4 separate regions of the Mus musculus genome follow, and all the other regions are linked to region 1. The links are chromatin loops, found by intact Hi-C in ENCODE. Cell type or tissue: heart. All regions are shown on one strand. Region 1 holds the start of Ppp2r3c (protein phosphatase 2, regulatory subunit B'', gamma). Region 2 has its middle 4.5 kb from the start of Brms1l. Region 3 holds the start of Ralgapa1 (Ral GTPase activating protein, alpha subunit 1). Region 4 holds the start of Eapp (E2F-associated phosphoprotein).

The links. A loop is a pair of places that touch in the nucleus more often than their neighbours do. Peaks named below come from ENCODE experiments on the same cell type or tissue, not always from the same donor. Only the 100,000 strongest peaks of a DNase experiment are listed, where the experiment ranks them.
Region 2: a loop joins it to region 1, with 3 times the contacts of the local background. A loop is called at or near these places in 12 of 42 quality-filtered maps.
Region 3: it touches region 1 in a loop (3-fold over the local background); 12 of 42 quality-filtered maps call a loop at or near these places.
Region 4: a loop joins it to region 1, with 3 times the contacts of the local background. A loop is called at or near these places in 3 of 42 quality-filtered maps.

The regions. Positions count from the first base shown.
Region 1 is chr12:55,299,777-55,304,776 of GRCm38, forward strand. Ppp2r3c (protein phosphatase 2, regulatory subunit B'', gamma) reads right to left here and starts at 3,224. Exons shown (of 14, transcript NM_021529.4): 1 at 3,139-3,224; 2 at 2,818-3,019. The coding sequence starts at 2,875. It overlaps Prorp (protein only RNase P catalytic subunit), which reads left to right and starts at 2,861. Exons shown (of 7, transcript NM_025373.1): 1 at 2,861-5,000. The coding sequence starts at 4,132. In heart, no CTCF peak of the experiment used is centred here; DNase peaks (open chromatin) are centred at 2,925 and 3,475; H3K4me3 peaks cover 3,085 bases; H3K27ac peaks cover 2,685 bases.
Region 2 is chr12:55,829,396-55,834,395 of GRCm38, forward strand. No RefSeq gene overlaps it. Among named protein-coding and RNA genes, the nearest start is that of Brms1l, 4.5 kb to the right of the region's middle. In heart, a CTCF peak has its summit at 1,890; a DNase peak (open chromatin) is centred at 1,916.
Region 3 is chr12:55,818,988-55,823,987 of GRCm38, forward strand. It overlaps Ralgapa1 (Ral GTPase activating protein, alpha subunit 1), which reads right to left and starts at 2,180. Exons shown (of 42, transcript NM_001368814.1): 1 at 1,675-2,180. The coding sequence starts at 1,780. In heart, a CTCF peak has its summit at 2,103; DNase peaks (open chromatin) are centred at 1,274 and 2,144; H3K4me3 peaks cover 1,880 bases; H3K27ac peaks cover 1,419 bases.
Region 4 is chr12:54,694,413-54,699,412 of GRCm38, forward strand. Eapp (E2F-associated phosphoprotein) reads right to left here and starts at 1,482. Exons shown (of 6, transcript NM_025456.4): 1 at 1,299-1,482. The coding sequence starts at 1,372. Gm22513 (a small nuclear RNA gene) reads left to right here and starts at 2,370; the gene lies at 2,370-2,533. In heart, CTCF peaks have their summits at 1,186 and 2,699 (motif pointing right); DNase peaks (open chromatin) are centred at 1,459, 2,099 and 2,479; H3K4me3 peaks cover 1,875 bases; H3K27ac peaks cover 1,496 bases.

The DNA.
Region 1 (5,000 bases):
CTGAGCCACACCTCCAGATTCCCAAGCCTATTTTTTTTTTAAACAGAATCTCATTCTGTCGCTCAAATGGCCTCTTGTCTCAGTCAGCCAAGTGCTGGGATCACGGATGAGAGCTAGCATGTCTATGTAGCAGGATCACAGGTCTTTTCTGCAGGTTTTTTCTGAAGTATACGCTCTCACACACTCTGATAACTTAGAACCGAGGGACTGTAGCTTCGCTTCAGCCTCACTGGGCTCTTCAATTCTATAATCTAGTTTTTCAACACTATTTTTTCTGTATTATTTTCTTCAGAAGAGGACTCCAGGGATTCCTCAGCCCTTCACCTGTCACAGCATTTCCGTTGTCCCTGTCACATTAACCTTTAACCTTGGACCGAGCCACAGGTTCTTTAATATGGCTTGGTACTACTTGAGCAAACTGCAAAATTTTGCAAATAAGATGGGAATTGAAAAGGACCAATGAATTATCTGTCTAGAGGCCACTGATGATTCTTCACAAGCAAGAATGAGAGACAAGCACAGTTGTAGCCTCAGAGTCATCAGGGAAAAAACAGTAAGGCAGAGCTAGGGGAAGGGGACCACACAGGGAGCTGCTGTTGTTTGTCTTGGGTTTGCCTTTACTCTTTTGGAGACAAGGTGAGATCAGTAGCCCTGGCTTGGAACTCACAATTTTACAGACTAGCCTAACTTGCTGATCTTCCGGCTTCTGCCTCTGGAGTAATGGGATTACAGGTATGTACCTGGCCTAAAAAGGTTTCTCAACTGGGAAAATACCAGCTTTTTATATGCTCATGATAATAATTAAGAAAATCTGATAATACAGGTAAAGGGCTATCCTTAAGAATATATCCTTGGGTATGCGTAAAATAATTAGCACATAGGATCTACTACATTGATGGCAGTAGCCGTAAGAAGAAGCTATTAATATTAACCATACAATCTAGGTAATTTGCTATACATTCATGGTCTAGTTGAGGTATTCCTATTAAAGGTGAAGAGAAATGTAGCAAACTTTGGCGGGGGGACCGGAGAGTTGACTCAGTAGGTTAAGAGCACTTGCTTCTCTTATTTATGTAGGAGGCTCCAGTTTGCTTCCCAGCACCCACATGGCAGCTCATAACCACGTGTAACTCCTGCTCCAGGAGCTCCAATACCTTCTCTGGCCTTTGCAGGTGTCAGGTCTCAAAGAAACCTGGGACAAAGAGCTGAGGTGCCTACTAACATATCAGGGCAGAAGCAGGAGCCCAGCATTACCTAATACCTATAGCTTCTCCCAGCTCTTCTCACCCCAGCTCCTACCCTAAACCACTCTCCAGTGGGCTCAGCTTCCCTTCCTTCAGCTTCTGACCCTACAGAACTCAGGCATGTTGGCTACTCACTCCCTTGACTCAGCTCTTGGTTCCCATGTGCTCTCTTGGTCCACCCCCACCCCCTTCCATGCTCTCCCCACCGCTCCCCTCTATGCCCGTCTATACTGCTGGTCAGATTCAGTCTGGACCTTTCTAGTCTGAACTCTCCCTCATATCTACAATAAAGGCTTCCCCTCAACCCTAGGTAAGCCCTGACCTCATTTACATTCGACAGGCAACACTCAAAAATGGTACACGCGCATACATGCAGGCTGTTACATGTTTGTTAGTGGCAATGGAAATGATGGAGGAGAAAAGGCAAAGTAAACAATGTAAGAGAGAGGAGAACACAGAAGAGAAGCCATCGAGTATATGAAAAGGAATGCAATCCAGTGAGGGACTTCAGGGACTCAAGTCCAATACACAGTTCTTAATAGAGACAGGGTTTCTCTGTGTAGCCCTGGCTGTTCTGAAACTCCCTGTAGACCACACTGGTCTCCAACTCAGAGATCCACCTGCCTCTGCCTCTCAAGAGCTGGGGTTAAAGCCACGTGCCACCACTACCTGGTGACAATACATTCTAAAGGTGAAGGTTGGTTGTAAGGATATATACCTAAGACCTGAGTGAAATGGTAACTGGAAACAGTTGAGGCTCTCCTTTATAAACTGCCTCTACTTCCTCTTTAAGATATATATATTTGAAAAATATGCTCATCGATTTAAGGTGAACAGTGGAGGGCAGACTGGAGGTTTGGGAAGATGAGCGGAATTAAGTGTAGAAAAGCAAACGCTCTTCTTGCAGATGCCACCAAAACAGACACTTCACCTTAGAACTCACCATGGTTTGGGTGTTCTTCTTTGTTTGAGTCTAGCCTTTAATGGCTGAGCCATGCCTACAACCAGGTTCTGTTTTTCTTTAGCCAATCGCAGCTGCCTGGGTGCTGGTGTGGAGCTGGAAGGATTTTACCAGACTGGAAAGCAAGTGTGAAGGACCAAGGAACGAGCAATGTAAAACGGATTCATGAAATTTAAAATGGAGGGTTAAGTGAAAGAGAGTTAAAAGGTGGCAGGGACTCGGGAGGCAGGAACAAAAAGGGTCAATAAGTCAAGTCTAGCCTCGGCTAGATGATAAAACGCTATTTCTAGGGAAGGAAAAAAACCTATAAGGATGAATTATAGGTCTTGAAAAGATTGAAGGTTTGAACCAAGGTTCGTAAGTCTGGTTCGTAAGTCTAAGATCGTGGAAAACTGAGGTCACCGTTATGCTCTCATTCCTAGCAGGGCATTTACCAGGGAAGTTTGGGTCACCCCTTGGTAGATCTCCAAAGCACATTCCACTCTGACTCCTTTGTCAGAGAAGTTTAACAGACAAAAGTACAGCTCTCACTAGCTCCTCCACCCTATCCACCCTGTCCGCCACTTCTAGCCTGGGGCGGGCTATCTAGAGGGCGGTCCCTCTCAAACTCACTCTTTGGATCCGTGTTGGGCGACGCTAACCGCCGGCGAAGCACGTCTTTCCAGTCCATGGTTGACTCCCGCTCAGAGGACCCTACATTTGCAGTTTGTTAAGAGCTCCACCCACTGCCAGCCGCGACGTCAGACTTCGCCAAGACAGGTGGAAGTTAATTAGGACGCCTGGACGCCATCTTGGGCACGGGCGGAAGCCTTGGCTACAAAGGAAAAAAAGAAAAAAGGAAAGGAAAGATGCTGTAGCTATTCCGGATACGGCGATCACGCTAGCATGGACGAAAATCAGACATGAAGTAGATGAAAAAATTATCCTTCTTACGGAGGTGTCGCAGCTCACCAAGCCGGATTTCTAAAGGCCAGAAGAAGCCTGCGTGACTTCTTCGCTTGGGCATTTAGCGCGTGCGCGCCACAGGTTACGGGACTCCATTGCCATTTCCGAATTGAGAAAAGCATTTTCGTCACATTTTGTTCTTTCTCTGGAAACCTTAACCGTTCCTACGATGTAATAGACGCAGCGGTATCCAGCCCTCTCGGATACTAAAAGTTTCAAAATTATCCTGGTTTGTTTATCTTCTCAGTACTCAACAGAACCCTGGAATTCAAGCGCTCCAGGCCCCAGCACCACGTTCAGCGCGGTGCGTTGTGGGTATTGTAGTTTTCACCGCGTTTATGGTTCCTTTAAGCATGAGTGGCGTGGTGAGTTGTTTAATGAAGTGAACTTCGTTTGTCGACCCTCCGTACAGTTAAGTCTGAGCTCTTTCTGGACCTCACTTCCTTCCCTATGATGTTTATGCTGCATTTCCATGGCCCCTCTTCTCCGAAGAGTTTTGCGGCCCGGAGAGAGTTGTGAAGAGCAAGGGACCCTAGACTGGCTTTTCTTGCTACTGCTGGGGCTGCGATTGGTGGTTCCTGTTCGTTGTTATTTATTTCCCTGTTCTAGCTCCTTTGGTATCCCGCCCCTCTTCGGGACCATCATAATCCACACGAGTCAAACTGGGAGTCCATGTGCTTTTTCCTCAGATTCGAAAATTGGAAGGTAACAGGCACTTCAGGATTCCCGTTCCGCCTTCTGGTTTAGGGATTGCTACTGGTGTTGGACGTCTTTGGATCCTTATTTAATAAATAGAACACGTGTGCTTTCCTTACCATTACATCGCTCCAAACACATAGTCTTGATTTGTTTGTAACGGAGAAACAAAAAAAGTCTCACTTTCAAGAACTGCGCTTCCATATCCTCGGGCCCCCAATACCTTAATTTTACGTAGTGGAGTGAAACTGTTTTATTTTTAAGTTTCATTCAACTCACTGCAGCATGACCTTCTATTTGTCTGGTTTTCGGAGCATCCCGAAACTTTGGAAGAGCAACCCTTACTTTGAGCTAGGCCCTGCGACCTCTTCTACCCCCTTCTTTCTCTGTGCCATCGGGAACCAACAAAGATGGTTTTCTGTTAAACCTACTACCCCTCCAAATAGCAAAGCACTCAATCTACTGGATACCAAAGCTAGGACACACAGGAAAGGGAATGACAACAATGGGCAGGTTTCTTCTGATCCTCATTACTTCGCTGCTGGAGCAGCTAAGAAGAGGTCCCACATAGGTGCTAACCCTCAGAATCAAGGTCATGCCTTGCCCGTGAGAAGCTCTGTCCAACTTCCAACTAAACCTTTGAATTCCGCAGAGTGGGATAAACTTAAAGAAGATTTCAAAGGAAAGGCCAGTTTTGAAGACTTCATCATTTCACAGATGGCACGCAACTGTTGTTCAGTAGATGTGGCCAAGTCTCTCCTGGCTTGGGTAGCAGCAAAGAACAATGGCATCGTGGGCTATAATCTACTCGTCAAGTATTTATATCTCTGTGTCTTTCATAAGCAGACGTCAGAAGTTATTGATGTCTATGAAATCATGAAAGCCAAGTACAAGAGTTTAGAATCTGGGGGTTATACCCTTCTCATCCGGGGATTGATCCACTCAGACAGATGGAGAGAGTCCTTGTTGCTGTTAGAAGACATTAAAAAAGTCATGGTCCCTTCCAAAAAGAACTATGGTGACTGTATACAAGGAGCCCTCCTTCATCAAGATGTGAACACAGCTTGGAATTTGTATCAGGAATTGATAGGTCATAATCTCATCCCTCCGTTGGAAACTCTAAAAGCCTTCTTTGATTATGGCAAAGACATAAA
Region 2 (5,000 bases), 530 kb after region 1:
CCACACTGCCTTCTGCACTACTGGGATTGAACCCGGATGCACATGTATGAAAACTCTACCAACTGACCCACAGTCCCAGCTCCTCGAAATCCTTTCTAAACAAAGGTATTTAGTTAGGAAAGTGCTATTGTTGAACTTACCCCCAAATTCTTTTATGTCCAAATAGAAGTCAGCTAGATTCTTATCATGTGATACAATTCTTTGCTTAAAGTGTGTGAGAGAAAAAAAAAAAACAAACAAACCCTGGTCCCTTTGTCTCTATGCAATCAGAAAGAGGGGGCTATTTTGATAACTCCTGTTAATAATTGTGACTATCCCACTAAAAAGTTCAAAAGTGGCAGTTTTGTGAAGATGAGTTGTAATAGGGGATATGAAAGCACACAGGCAAATGTTCTCTGCTCTCTCCAATAAAATCCTTTAAAAAACCCTTAAATATATCCTCTCTGTATGCAAAGCTCTGTAACACTGTACATTTTTCATTTGGTTAAGAACTACACATTAGGGTATCTGAGGTTAAATTTCTTAAATAATATCAAACAATCATAGATCTCAGAAAATTATTTAAGTACGAGAAGCCTACAATGATAGCATGCTATTATGGTTTTCTGAATTCCTAGTTTTCACAGGGAATTGGTAAGAATTTTGTCTAAGGTAGGGACTGAACCTAATGACCTTGCACATGGGAGACATGCAAGGCTATCTATCCATTGCCCTACAGTTGAGCTATATCCCCAGCCCTGCGAAGACTGAGTCTTATCATTGGAAACAAAGGCCTGTTCTTATAATACATCAGAAAGCTCCCCTGGGTTGCCAGAGCTGTCTGATTCCTCGTTCTGCTCCTTCCTTGAAGGTCTCTGAAGAGAAGCAGTGCCTATTTTGTTCAGGTCATCTCCTGAAATTCTCACACCTGCTACACAAAACACATTCAGCAAATGGTATGTTAATGAATACAAACAAGGAATTTCAGGGGACAGGATCTTTCTCTAGCTCAGGCTGGCCTAGAATTCACTATTTAACCCAGGATGGCCCACAACTCTAGGAAATCCTCCTGCCTCAACCTCTCAAAGAGATTATAGGCATGAGCCACCACACCTTCCTCTCCCTCTCTCCTTCTCCCCTCCCCACTCTGTGTGTGGGTGTGTATGCCTGTGTGTAGAGTATATGCATGTGTGTGCAGTTGCCCATAAAATGCATGTATAGAGTCAGAGACGGAGTTGAGTATCTGCCTCTATTGCTCTCCACCTTACTATTTTAGGCAGGGTCTCTTACTAACTCTGGAATTAACCAATTGGCTAGACTGACTGGACATCGAGCCACCAGGATCTTCCTTTCTCAGCTCCCTAGCTTTGGGGTTACAGGAGTACATTGCTGTGTTCAGCTCTTTTATATGGGTGCTGGGGATTTGAACTCGGGTCCTCATGCTTGCACAACATGCATTTTACCCATTAAACCATGTATGTACTCAACCTGTCCCCAGAGAAGAAAGTCTTAATCAAAAATAGTAAGTTATGTTAGGATATTTTAATGTATTTTCCACTACTTCCATTAAAAAAAAAATATATATATATATATATATATATATACAGTGTTGGGCATATTATAGCTCATGCCTGTAATCCGAGCACATGGGAGTCTGAGGCTGGCAGATCATAAGTTTGAGGTCAGCTTGGGTTACCTAGTAAATTCCAGGTTAGCCTGACACAAAAATTAGTCTTATCTTAATGTAGTTCTCTGAAGCTCTGTCTTACAGTTGATATGATGAAATTTTGGTACTAGTTGTTAGTCACAACCTCTGTTAGTTTTTCTTAGTTTCAAACTCTGACTTTGGTCCATCAGCAGTGACAAATTTGGAGATTGTGTGTGACTGGTGTCTCAGCTCCACCACGTGGCAGATTTGGGAATTGGATCTGCTTGCTGAGAACTGGGATACAGGCACACATCACCACACCCAGCTCACCCTACAACTCTCCTTTTGCTTTGTTTTGTCTGCTTGCCTTTGGAACCTCTGCAGTGCTTTCTGTAGTGGCTGCATCACTCTGCATTCCCACCAGCATTTCGGAAGAATTTGTCAGCCCCCTACATCTTCACTAACATTAGCTGTTTGTTTTCTGGCTGGTAGGAGGTAAAATCTCAGTGTGGTTTTGATTTGTGTTTCCTTGATTGTTAAGGAAGTTGAACAGTTTTTTATTGGCCAGCAAATAAAAGTTGTAATGTTTCCCCCTCCCTATGACAGTCTCTGTGTTAACATTACCCCTGATCTAAAAGATCCGTGTAACAGTGTTCATTCAGGCAACTAACTTTTATCTTTTGAGGATTATAAAAGTTATATGTTGCATTCATTGTGTTCCTTTAGGAAAAGGGGAATTGTGTATGTACCCTATATATATATATGTATATATATATATAAATATATATACATACATATATATGTATATATATATATATATGCATATATTACTTTATACAGTATATGTAGCACATGAAAATGACTGGTACAATTTGGGGATTCCCTCTTCAAAGCCTTCAGTTTATCAAGTCTGTGCCATAGAAAGTAAAAACTGGAATTACAATTTGCTACTATAAGACTTAGAATATACTTTAAAAATATAATAAAATTAAGTTTTCATTTACTCTAAACTCACAAATACTACAAAGTGGGTGGGGGTGTATATATTCTAGCATCATTGTACCTGTTTGACAGATTCATACCTCATATTGACAGGATCTTTCAAGTGTGGGTGAAGAAAAAGGAAGGAAGAAAAGAAAAGACACAAACCTTGTCCTAATTCTGATACTATGTCTGCTCTGGGTCATTTGTCAAAATGGTTACCAAACACTTTGAACAATAATAGTCCCCTTAACAAAATAAGAATATTTCTAATAGTAAAGGCAATCCAAATGCCTGTTAAGAGGTGCCTGATTAATATTCATATGTTTATCAGTCATTAGGTCTGGGAAAAGGTGGGCAGTAGTGGTGTACACTTTTAGTTTCAGTGCTCAAGATGCAGAAGCAGACAGATCTCTGAGTCTGAAAACAGCCTGATCCACAGAGTCAGTTCCAGGACAGCTAGGGTTGCACAGAGAAACAAAAAATAAAAAACAAAAACAAACAAAAAACAAAAACAAACAAAAAATCCCCCAAACCCCAAATAGCTTATAATAGCTTACACACACACACACACACACACACACACACACACACACACACACATATCTAATAGTTAAAGGACACTATAATTGGAGCCTGGTGGCTGGCTCTTTCATCTTAGCATTCAGAGTGTAGGAAATAATGGCAGGTGATCTCTGTGAGTGTGAGGCCAGCCTGGTCTGCATCATGTGTTCTAGCCATCCAGAGTTATACAGAGAGACTCACTAAATAAGTAAGTAAGTAAATAAATAAATAAATAAATGAATAGCAACACTCACAAAATAAATAAATTAATAGATAACATAGCAACAACAACAACAACAAAACCAACCACTGTAGGTTCTGCAGGGAAAACACAGGAAGGATAAAATCAGGGATAAACTTGAACACATAAGTAAAAGTAAAATCTTAAAAAATAGGAAAAATTTAAAACTTTTTGGGGGTAGTATGCATGGTATTGTCTTAGGTTTTTCTATGGCTGTAACAAAACACCAGAACCAAAAAGCAAGTTGAGGAGGAAGGGGGTTTATTTGGCCTACACTTCTATATCCATGTTAAAGAAGTCAGGATAGGAACTCAAGCAGGGCAGGGAGCTGGAGGCAGGAGCTGATTCAAAGGCCATGGAAGGGTGCAGCTTACTGGCTTGCTTCCCCTGGCTCACTCAGCCTGCTTTCTTATAGCTCCCAGGACCACCAGCTCAGGGCTGAGACCACCCACAATGGACTGGGCCCTCCCCCATTGATAACTAATTAAGAAAATGCTCTACAACCATGTCTTATGGAGGCATTTTCTCAGTTAAGTTTCTCTCCTTTTAGATACCTTTAGTTTGTGTGTCAACTTGACATAAGACCAGCCAACACAGGTATGTATGTTCACATGTGTCTGTAGGTACTTATCAAGACCAGAAGTTGATATTGAACATCTTTCTCTATTGCTCTCCTCCATAGACATTGAGGTAGGCTCTCTCTCTCTTGTACCCAGAACTCACTGGTTCAGCTGGCTAGATAGCCCAGAATTCTCTGTCCATTTCCTTAGCACTGTGATCCCATGTAGGCTGTTGTGCTGGCCTGGTCTTTACATGAATTCTGGTGTGAGGACTCCAGTTGTCATACTTTTGCAGCAAGACTTTACCTGCTGAGTTATCTTATGAGCCTATGACAAGAGTCTGAGACTTTGAAAGGAATTTAAAGTTAAGATCATAGAAACTTCTTATTTTATAACTGACCAGCGATTCTTCGTTTTTTTTTTTTTTTTTGGGGGGGGGGGTTCGAGACAGGGTTTCTCTGTGTAGCCCTGGCTGTCCTGGAACTCACTCTGTAGACCAGGCTAGCCTTGAACTCAGAAATCTGCCTGCCTCAAGCCTTCCAAGTACTGGGATTAAAGGCATGAGCCACCACGCCCGGCGAGATTCTATGTTTTGCCGAGTTTACTGCTGGGTTATTAAGAGAAGCGTGGCTTGAATCCATGCCTCTTCTCTCTTACTTCCTTATGTCTGAGCCTGGCCTCGAATTTGAGACAAATTTCTTGTCGCAGCCCCTGGAGTTGCTGCAATTACAGGTGTAAGCCACCAGGCTTGGCTCCTTCTGTTTACCTTTGAGCAGGAGAAGCAGAAAGCACCCACTTGAGGACCACTGTATGCCATGAGAGTGCCTGCAAGCTTTGAGGCCACACTACTTACATTCAAATCTGAGACCGGTTATTTATTACCTGTATGACCTTGGTGAGGTAGTTTAACTGCTCTGTGCCTCAGTTGTCTCCTCTGCAAAGTTAACTCTCAGATTTGTGTAGAGATTAAATGGACTGATTTACTTAAAGTACCTAGCAGTACAAGGCATAAGGGCGACCAGAAATC
Region 3 (5,000 bases), 520 kb after region 1:
TTTTTGCTTTCTTAAGTATTCCATTTTCGAACTGAGGAAGCCAGGTCCTACAAAATATCCAACATGTGTGGTAGTAATACATCTGATGTTTCCCAAGTTAGGAAACACACATGCACACACTACACACATACACACAACCACAAAACCCTCTATGCTGTGGCAGGTAATTTAGGAACTCTCAATACCCTGCTGTAACTCAGCTTTATAGTTACAACTGCATTTATGCAATCTACAGCTTGTCTCAAGTGAGAGTCAGATTGCACCAAGTGTCCACTTTCAAACGGCCGTTATTTTGTAATACATTTACGTGCCGATGACTTTGCGTGTCTCAGCATATCTTTTCACGCAAATCTTCAATGACTTAACTCCAAAATGGAAATGTTAAAAACCTCTACCATATTTAAATGGTTTACATAAGATGGATTTAATTGCTTTCTCACTATACCACAGGTATAAGTACTTGTGATAACTAAGACTAGCTGTCAGACATGTAGGAAGGCTGAAAAACAAATCAGAGACAGAAAATCTAGGCTTCGTTGTGGTCGTTAGTCTCCACCAGCTCCATCCATCTTCAACTTTTTTGTTTATATATTTTTTAAAATGGCAAATAATATCTCTATTTCTAGACAGATGGTCATGTTGGATTATACTAATTCATGTGAGACCCTTTGTAGACAGCAAAACACCACACAAATGTTGGGTATCATTGGTGGTATTAGTCACAACACAGTAGAGAAATCCATCCATGAAACAGAGGACACACCACTAAACATATAAGTCACTTTCCAAAACAGACAGAAATTAGGAGGACAGCTTGAGATGATAAACTCTGAATTAGAATTCAGACATCTGAGATCTAACCTCAGCTATCCTATTGTCATTCTATATGTCTAAGCCCTGGTCAACTTTCCTTTTTACCTCAAAATTTCTTCATTTAAAAAAAAAAAAAAATCCAAGTTGTCTATGACCAAGTATCCAAAAATCCTCGCTTAACACTTTATCCCAAATCTAGCTTGCTTCGGTCTTCAGAGACACTAAAGTTGATGAGACGGCAGAGAGTAAGAAATTTTTAATGAAAACTTAATTCTGTATCGTTCACGAGAACCTTCTTCTCTATAATTAGTTTTCTTCCTAAAGGACAGCAAATGAAGAACAGGGTGTATAGGGCGGGGTTCTTTCCCCAAGCTTCAGGAACCACCCACTTCCCAAAGAGGTGCAACTGCTTCCTCCAGGGCCCTCACCTGCCAAAAAAACTTGAAAGACTACGGGTTCCACTGGCCGAGCCAGCGCTTTGCTTTGCTTTGCTTTGCACTCGGGTGGGGATGGCAGTAGTCAGATGGCAAGCACACCCTCTAAACACCATTACCCACAACGCCAAGTGTCCCTGAAGTCTCATCAAGGACTTAAGTTTCTGGCCTGACTGTCATTTTTTTTTTTTTAAACAATCAGACCAGGAACTCCAACGTGGGTCTCTCCGTGCTGGTGCTGACTGATTTGTACCAACTGCCAAGCTGTCCCCTTCCCTCGCCGCCCGCCCGCGCGTGGGCAGAGGCGCCGCCGGCCCTCACTCCCGACCGCGCCAGGTCGCGAGGGCGAAGCCCGGAGCTCGCGGGGTGACAGGCCGGGGGCAGCAAGGCCGCCGCGGCGGCGCCCCGGGGTCGCGGCTCCCCTCACCGATGACGATGCGCAGGTGCTTGAGGCGGGTCAGCGCGTCCTTCTTGGTGTCCAGCACCTTCTGGGTGGACTTCTTCACGTCCCCGTGCGGCTTCTTAGAGAACATCCTGCGGCCGCCGCGGCCCCTCCCGGCCGGGTCCCGACGACCCAGCGCAGGCGGTGGGCGGGGAAGAGGCTAGCCGCGGCGGCTCATGCGTTCCCCCGCGTCCGCCGCTGCCGCGCGGGCCCCGCTGCCAGGCCCGCCTCTCGCCGCCGCCGCCGCACGGAACCTGCAGCCCCGGCTCCAATATGGCGGATCCGCCCCGCGCGCTGCAGCGACGAGGAGACGCGGAGCGGCCGCCGCCGCCCAGGCCGCGGCAGGAATCCCCACAGCCGCGGAGAGGGAGCGCTCCGCCGCGGCGCCACTCCTCTCTCCCTGAGGCCCCCTTAAGGTTGAAGCGTCTCTAGCAGCTTCAACCCCGCGGAGGCCAAAACCGAGTCGTGTGGTGATGGAGTTTCACGACTCTGCCGTCGGTGGCGAACGGTCCCCGTGGCAACCGCCTTCTGACGTCAAGTGCTCGTGACGTCATGTCAGCGTGAGCTCATTCCTGCCTCTATAGCCTCTTGGTTTCCTGTGTCTGTAGTAATGAAGAAGGGCAAGAAAGTTAAGGAAGGTGTTGTCTACTGTGTGCTCCTTGTAAACAGCGGTTCCTAGAGTTTTTGTTGAAAAAGTCGTTCATCTCCACTCTTTAAACCGCTCTGAGTAACTTAAACATCAGAACAGATGTGCAAGGCCAGCTTGATACTAGCTCTGAAGCCTTGGCTCTGACGTCATTTCACTTTCTAATTTGGATATTTCCTGTGTTTTGCAAACCGTTCACTTTCTAATTTGGATTCTTCCTGCGTCTTGCAAAATAATGATTAAAAATGTACTGTACTTTAGAGATGCGTGGGAGTGTTGCATCCTTTTCCTTTAAATTAACATGCACATGGCTAGAGCTGCAGTTCGCTCTAGCACCAGATCTCCAGCACCAAGAAAACAGACATAAATAAATAAAATATCTTGTACAAGTAAATGCATCCTACCATATATCAGAGAAAAAAAATTAAGAAATCTGGATGATTTTAAAGGAAGGCTGTCTTTAGATGTGAAATACTCACCTAAATCCAAAGAACGCTGTGTAAGATCCAAGTAAAACAATTAACTAAGTGTGGTAGTGCTCTGCTGTCATACTAGGATTTGGGAAGACATAATTCAAGGTCAATGGCAGCTACGTTAGACCATGTCTCAAAACAAAACAAAACAAAACAAAAAACTACAAAACACAAGTAGTAATCACAAACTCTGGCTTTTTGTCTTTGCCTGTCCCTAGTGCCCAGTCCCCTGCTGATCTATCTTCCGTCACTCTGAATTAATATTTGTTAGACAATTTTGTTTGTATTTTTCTTTAGAGACTTTAAATAATTTATTTTATTTGTTTGTTTATTCATTTGCTTTTTTCGTTTTGGTTTTCCAAGGCAGGGTTTTTCTGTGTAGCCCTGGCTGTGAACTCACTCTGTAGATCAAGGTGGCCTAGAACTCACAGAGATCCACATGCCTCTGCCTCCAGAGTTCTGAGATTAAAGTGTGTGCCACCACTGTCCAGCTTGTTTGTTTGTTTATTTTGGTGTTCTGCCTACATATATGTCTGTGAGATGGTATCAGATCCCCTGGAACTAGGGTTACAGACAGCTGCAAGTTGCCATGGAGGTGCTGGGAATTGAACCTAGGTCCTCTTAACTGCTGAGCTGATTGATTTTTATTTTGAATCTGTGAGTGTGTGTGAATGTGTGTGTGTGCGCGCGTGCGTGCATGCACACAAGCATCTACACAAACATGCCTTTTGAGGCTGTACTTATAGGCAGTTGTGAGCCACCCAGCCTCAGTACTGCAAATCAAACTTGGGTTGTCTGCAAGAGCATATACTCCCCTAACTAGTGAGCCATCTCTACAGCTCCCTTCTTTTAGAATTTTACATCAAATCTACAGAATACATGAAATGTACATAAAAACAGTGATGTGTTGTTTTATCAGTAGCCTTTGTCTTCAAATAGTAATTCACCAGTGAGTGCAACAGTAGGAACTCCCACGGCCTATTAAGAATAGCAGTAATTAGTAGGAGGCTTCTGAAAAATAGCAGGATACTTTAAAATGTTTACATAATCTTGCGGAGGTTTGAATAGGTATGGTCCCCATAGATTCATGTGTTTGAATGCTTGGCCCATTAGGAGATGTAGCCTTGTTGAAGTGGGTGTGGCCTTGCTGAAGTGGGTGTGGCCTTGTTGGAGGACTTGTGTTGTTGTGGAGGTGGGTTTTGAGGTCTCATATGCTCAAGCTCTGCCCAGTGTGGAACCCAGTCCCCTGGCTGCCTTTGGATCAAGATGTAGAACTCTCAGCTCCTCCAACACCCCGTCTTCCTCCATGCTGCCATGATTCCCACCACGATAAAGGACTAAACTCTGAAACTGTAACCCTGCCCCAATCAGCTGACTTTATAAGAGTTACCTTGGTTATGGTGTCTCTTTACAGCAATGAAACCCTAACTAAGACAAATCTGATTCAAAAGTTCCACTTTTAGAACTCTTTTAAAAAAGAGTGTCAGGAAAAAATAAGGTTTTGTAAAATATTAAGGCATTGTTTATAACTGTATAAACTGATGACATGACCACTCCATGGTGTGGTTTTATTGTAGACATGAGAGCATGGCATTGTCCAGAGCCGAGAGAGAAAGTAATAGACTGCACATGGATGGCAGACTGGAGCTGACTAGGAGGGAAGCAGGACCAGAGCAGATAGAGATGGGAAGGAGCATAGAGAAAGAGAGAGAAAGGGAAAGTGCTGAAGACCAGAGAGTGATGTGAAGAAATAGCAGGAGAATGAATAGCTGGGGACATAAGCCTGTGAGCTGGTGAGCTGGAGAGGAGAGGGGAGGGGAGGAGGTGAGAAGAGCCAGGATGTCGGCCAGCACGGACTTCGTATGTGTCCTGAGTACTTGTGATTCTGAGGGAGCCTGGAGGCCAGCATAGACTTTGGTCTGCTAATGGACACCACAGTCAGCCATTTCTTCCTTCTGCCTTTTGGAATATGAGAAAAATGGAGTTTCATTTGATCTGACAATACATCAAAAACCTCTACCATGGACACGCTGTGGTGGCACGTGCCTTAAATCCCAGCAGCACTCGGGGCAGAGGCAGACATCACCTGAGTTCAAGGACAGCCTGGTCTACAGAGTGAGTTTCAGAACAGACAGGGCTACAAAGAGGATCTTTGTCTTGAGAAACCAAAGTGAATAAATAAAGAGAGAGAG
Region 4 (5,000 bases), 610 kb before region 1:
CTAACTAACTTCTGTCATCGTAGACTGACTTCTGTGATTAGTTTCCTATCAACAGAATTATAATAAATGTACATCAATAATAGGAAGAAATAAAACAACAAAAATGAATTAAGTCAGGGCCAGCAAGATAACTCAGCAGCAGACAAAGGGCTTGTCACCAAGCCTCATGACCTGAGTTCAATTTCTGGGACCCACATGGAAGGAGACAAGTTGTAGATTAAGACGCGGAGAAAAAAGCCAGGCGTGAGCTGGGCGTGGTGGCGCAAGCCTTTAATCCCAGCACTCGGGAGGCAGAGGCAGGTGGATTTCTGAGTTCGAGGCCAGCCTGGTCTACAAAGTGAGTTCCAGGACAGCCAGGGCTATAGAGAAACCCTGTCTCAAAAAAAACAAAACAAAAAAAAAAAAAAAAAAAAAAAAACTGCGGGAAAAAGAACAACAAAGCAAAAGCCAGCTGCAAGAAATGCCTTGGACATTTTTTTCTTGTTTTAAGACAAAATCTTACGTAGCCCAGAACCAGCTTTGAACTCTTCACCCTCTGGCCTCCTAAATGATGGGATTATAGGCATACACTACCATGTCTGACTTAATTCATTTAACTTTTAAATTACAGTTTTAAAAATGTTGTGTATAGCCGGGCATGGTGGCGCATGCCTTTGGTCCCAGCACTTGGGGGGCAGAGGCAGGCGGATTTCTGAGTTCGAGGCCAGCCTGCTCTACAGAGTGAGTTCCAGGACAGCCAGGCTATACAGAGAAACCCTGTCTCGAAAAACAAAAGAAAGAAAGAAAGGAAGAAAGGAAGGAAGAAAGAAAGAAAAATGTTGTGTATATGGGCATATGGGTGCTATGGCATGCGTGTGGAGATCATAACTTAAAAAAAAAAAAAAAGCCCATTCCTTTTTTTTTTTTTTTCCATTCTCTATTCCCTAGTTTCTACTTGACAGTCTTCAAGATAAGTACTTCGTGCTAAGGGCCAGGCCCTCACTAGCTTAGGACACTGTCCCATACTTGTATTTCCATTTACAGATGCGAGGCCGAGAACTGACTTGCCTTCGGTCACAGTGCTAGTAAACGGTAAACAGGGTTCCATCTAAGGCTTCACGCCTGGGGGCCCACGTAATTCCGGAACATCCCTCTTCCCGCACTGCTGTCCATCCTGGTTCCCTAGAGACTGAGCAGCGCCATCAAGCGCCCCGAGGCTCCCGCAAGTGAAGCGGACGACACTGCGCCCAGGGACGGCCGGCGCGAACAACACAACGGCCTCAGCCAAGGCAGGGCGGAGACGCGGGGCAGCGGCCCACCTGCTCAGAGCCGGCTCCTCGTCGCTCGGCTCTTCCACCGCGTACGGGTCATAGTCATCCTGGAGTCGGTTCATGGCGACCTGAGGACGCCTACACCGCCCCGGCGTCTGTGTACTCCGCCAGCGCCTTCCCCAAAGCTTCCCGGAGACTCCACTTCCGCCCGTACTGCGAGTCCTTCCTGTGCGCCTGCGCAAGCCGTCCAGTGACAAGGATGCAAGAGACGGGGCGTGCGGAGGGTCAATGTTAACACGTCTCTACGTTTTCTTTTCCGCTGAAAATAGCAGTTGTCTTTGTGCATTTTTCTTCTCGCCGCCGCCGCCGCCGCCACCTCCTCCTCCTCCTCCTCTTAACTTAAGCTTTATTTAGGTTTTGAAAAGGTCTCACTAACCCAGTCTAACCTGTAACCAGTTATGTAGCCCAGGCTGGCTTCGCTCTGCTTACCGTGACCTGCGGAGAGCTGAGATTACAGTTGTATATCACTATCCAGTCAGATTTATTTCTTCAAAGTTGTTATCTTAGCCCTTCTCTCATGGTTTTTATTAGGTTTATTGGCTGTGTGCAAGTAAATAATGTATAATAGACCTACTCAGAAAAACACCACGGAAAAACGATTTTTCTTTTACTAGTTAAACTTAACAAGGGTGGATCTCTTAGAATCCTGTCCTCCGCTAGCAGAAACTGAATTGAGCTAAAAAAAACTTTTTCTTTGCCCAGAGCCTGGGCAGAAGCTTAGGTTTTGAATTCCAGATTCGATTGCCCACTACCAACAAACCCCGCCCCCGCCTCACAGCCTTAGTGGGCGGAGTCGCGTTGAGGGGCCTACAGACGAGTTCCCGCGGCGTCACCACAAAGGCGTGGAATATGTAGATGAGAATTTCACGCAAAGGCTACCGGTTCTCCCTAAATAGACATTTTTTTCCGTTATTGATAATATTTACATAATATAAGCGTATATTTATGGATCAAGGTTAGAAAAGAGAATATAATGTAGAGAAGACGCATTGAGGAAGAGACCGTAGTTATAAAGTAAGTATACAATGATGGAGAGCCTGCACACGGCACTCGCAACTCATACTTACCTGGCAGGGGAGATACCATGATCACGAAGGTGGTTTTCCCAGGGCGAGGCTCATCCATTGCACTCCGGATGTGCTGACCCCTGCGATTTCCCCAAATGCGGGAAACTCGACTGCATAATTTGTGGTAGTGGGGGACTGCGTTCGCGCTCTCCCCTGGCATTTTTGTTGAAAAAATAGAAAACATTTACTTTAGCATTGCGAAAGACTTGCTTTCTACCTGGTGTTTTAGTTTTTTTTTTTTTTTTTTTTTTAAAGATTTATTTATTTATTATATATAAGTACACTGTAGCTGTCTTCAGACACTCCAGAAGAGGGCATCAGATCTCATTACGGGTGGTTGTGAGCCTGGTTGCTGGGATTTGAACTTCGGACCTTCGGAAGAGCAGTCGGGTGCTCTTACCCACTGAGCCATCTCACCAGCCCTAGGTTTATTTTTGAATGATGTGTAAGGTAATTGTCAGTTGAAATAAGTTTTACTATCTCAGTTAGCACCAACAACTTGTTTTCTTTTTTTTCTGGTGTTTTCAAGACAGGGTTTCTCTGTCCTCGAACTCACTTTGTAAAAAGGTCAGATACTAACTGTTTAGGTGAAGCAAACCCAAAAGGTGTTGTATTTGCTAAGCTTTATGTAAACATGACACTAACTTCATGAAAACTTTGAGAAGATTCATATTGGGAAGTTGGACATCTTAATCTGTACAGGATGGAAAGGCTCATTGTGGGCGGTACTACCCCTGGGCCGGCACTCCTGCCTGCTAAGGTATGAGGGACTAGTAAAGTAAGCAACATGCCTCCACAACCTTTTCTTCAGTATTTGCTACATCCTGTTTCTGCCTTGAAATAAACCCTTTCTGTTCTGAAATAAACCCTTCCTCCCCAAGTTAGTTGATTTTGATCCTGGACCAGAAACCATAAGACAGGCATCATTTGTTGCGACCCAATTAATTTCATTAGGTTTGTCTGTATGAAATTTAATGTAATCTGGGAGGTGAGGGGTCTCCCCTCTAATATGTACTGTTATTTTGCTACATTATCATGTTGCCACGATGCCTTCTAAATATTTATATTTATACTCAAGGATTTGTGTTGCTTTCAATTGTCCGGTTGAAAAACTGCCAAGCGTTTTTCTGCAGCACATTAGTGTAGAGGTTTCTGAGGAGATCCACAACTGGTCAAAATGCAAAGAATAAGGAACAGGGCTCAACTGCAGGTGAATGGTCTATATCTGCTCCCACCCGAGATTCTGGGAACTCGGGAGAGGCCAGTCTTCTGTGAGAACTGTCTAGACAGGACCCAGCTGCTGCATGCATCACCTCACTGAAGCTGTGGTTACCAGCACAACGAGGTTGCAGGGATAGCTCAGTGGCTAAGAACACTTGCAGAAGACCAGATTTTCCTTCCCAGCACTGAGTGGGGCAGCTCATCTGCCTGTAACTCCAGTTCCAGAGGCAGAGCAAGGATATTGCCCAAGACCTTGGTAAATAGAGAGAAATCAAGGAAGATGCGCTATCTCAACCTGTAACTTTTTCCCACATTCAAACACACACACATGCGCTCATACATGTAAACATACATGCACACCGCACATATCTACATGCTTTTTGCTTTTTCGGGTTTATTTTTGGGGTGGGGGTTGTTTTGGGTTTTGTCCTCCTGGAACTTACTATGTAGATCAGCTAGCTTTGAACTCACAGAGATCTGCTTGCTTCTGTCTCGGGCCCAGTCCAAAATAAATTTTAAATTGGTGTGTGTGCGCGCTTGCAAGTGTGCCTGCCTGCCTGCCTGATCCCCTGGAGCTATAGTTATAGGCACTTGTGTAATGCCTGACATAAGTGCTGGGAACCAAAGTTGGACCCTCTACAAAAGAATCTAGTACTCTTTTTTAAAAATATTTATTTATTTTATGTATGTGAGTACATGGTAGCTGTCTTCAGACGCACCAGAAGAGGTCCCATTACAGATGGGACCCATTGGATCCCATTACAGATGGTTGTGAGCCACCATGTGGTTGCTTGGAGTTGAACTCAGGACCTCTGGCAGAGCAGTTAGTGCTCTTAACCACTGAGACATCTCTCCAGCCCCAGAACCAAGTACTCTTAAGCAGCGAGTGAGCTATTTCTCCGGAATCCAAAACAAATTTTAAAAATTAGAACTTGCTTTGTGGTGATGGTGCACACCTTTAATCCCAGAACTTGGGAGGCAGAGACAGGCCAATCTCTGAGTTTGAGGCCACCCTGGTCTACCAATTGAGTTCCAAGAGAGCCAGGGATACAGAGAGAAACTATGTCTTGTCCCCCACCCACCTCCCCAAAATTAAAGCTTTCTCCGGCCAGAGGTGGTGTTTTTTATTCTCAACATCTGAAAGGCAGAGGCAGGCAGATTGACATTATCTACTCTAAGAACAAACTTTCCATCCGGTTTAATGACTTCTACCAACAGAAGTATGTGTCACCACACCATAACTAAACCCTGCCACTTTAAACCCGAGGTGTAGGGAGTGGGTGGGAGGGAAGACTCAACGGGTAAGAAGGCCTTTGCTTCACATGCCTCATGACCTGAGTTCAGTCCCTAGAACCCAATATTTTGCTTCGTACAAAGCAGGTCTTTCTTTCTTTCCCTTCTT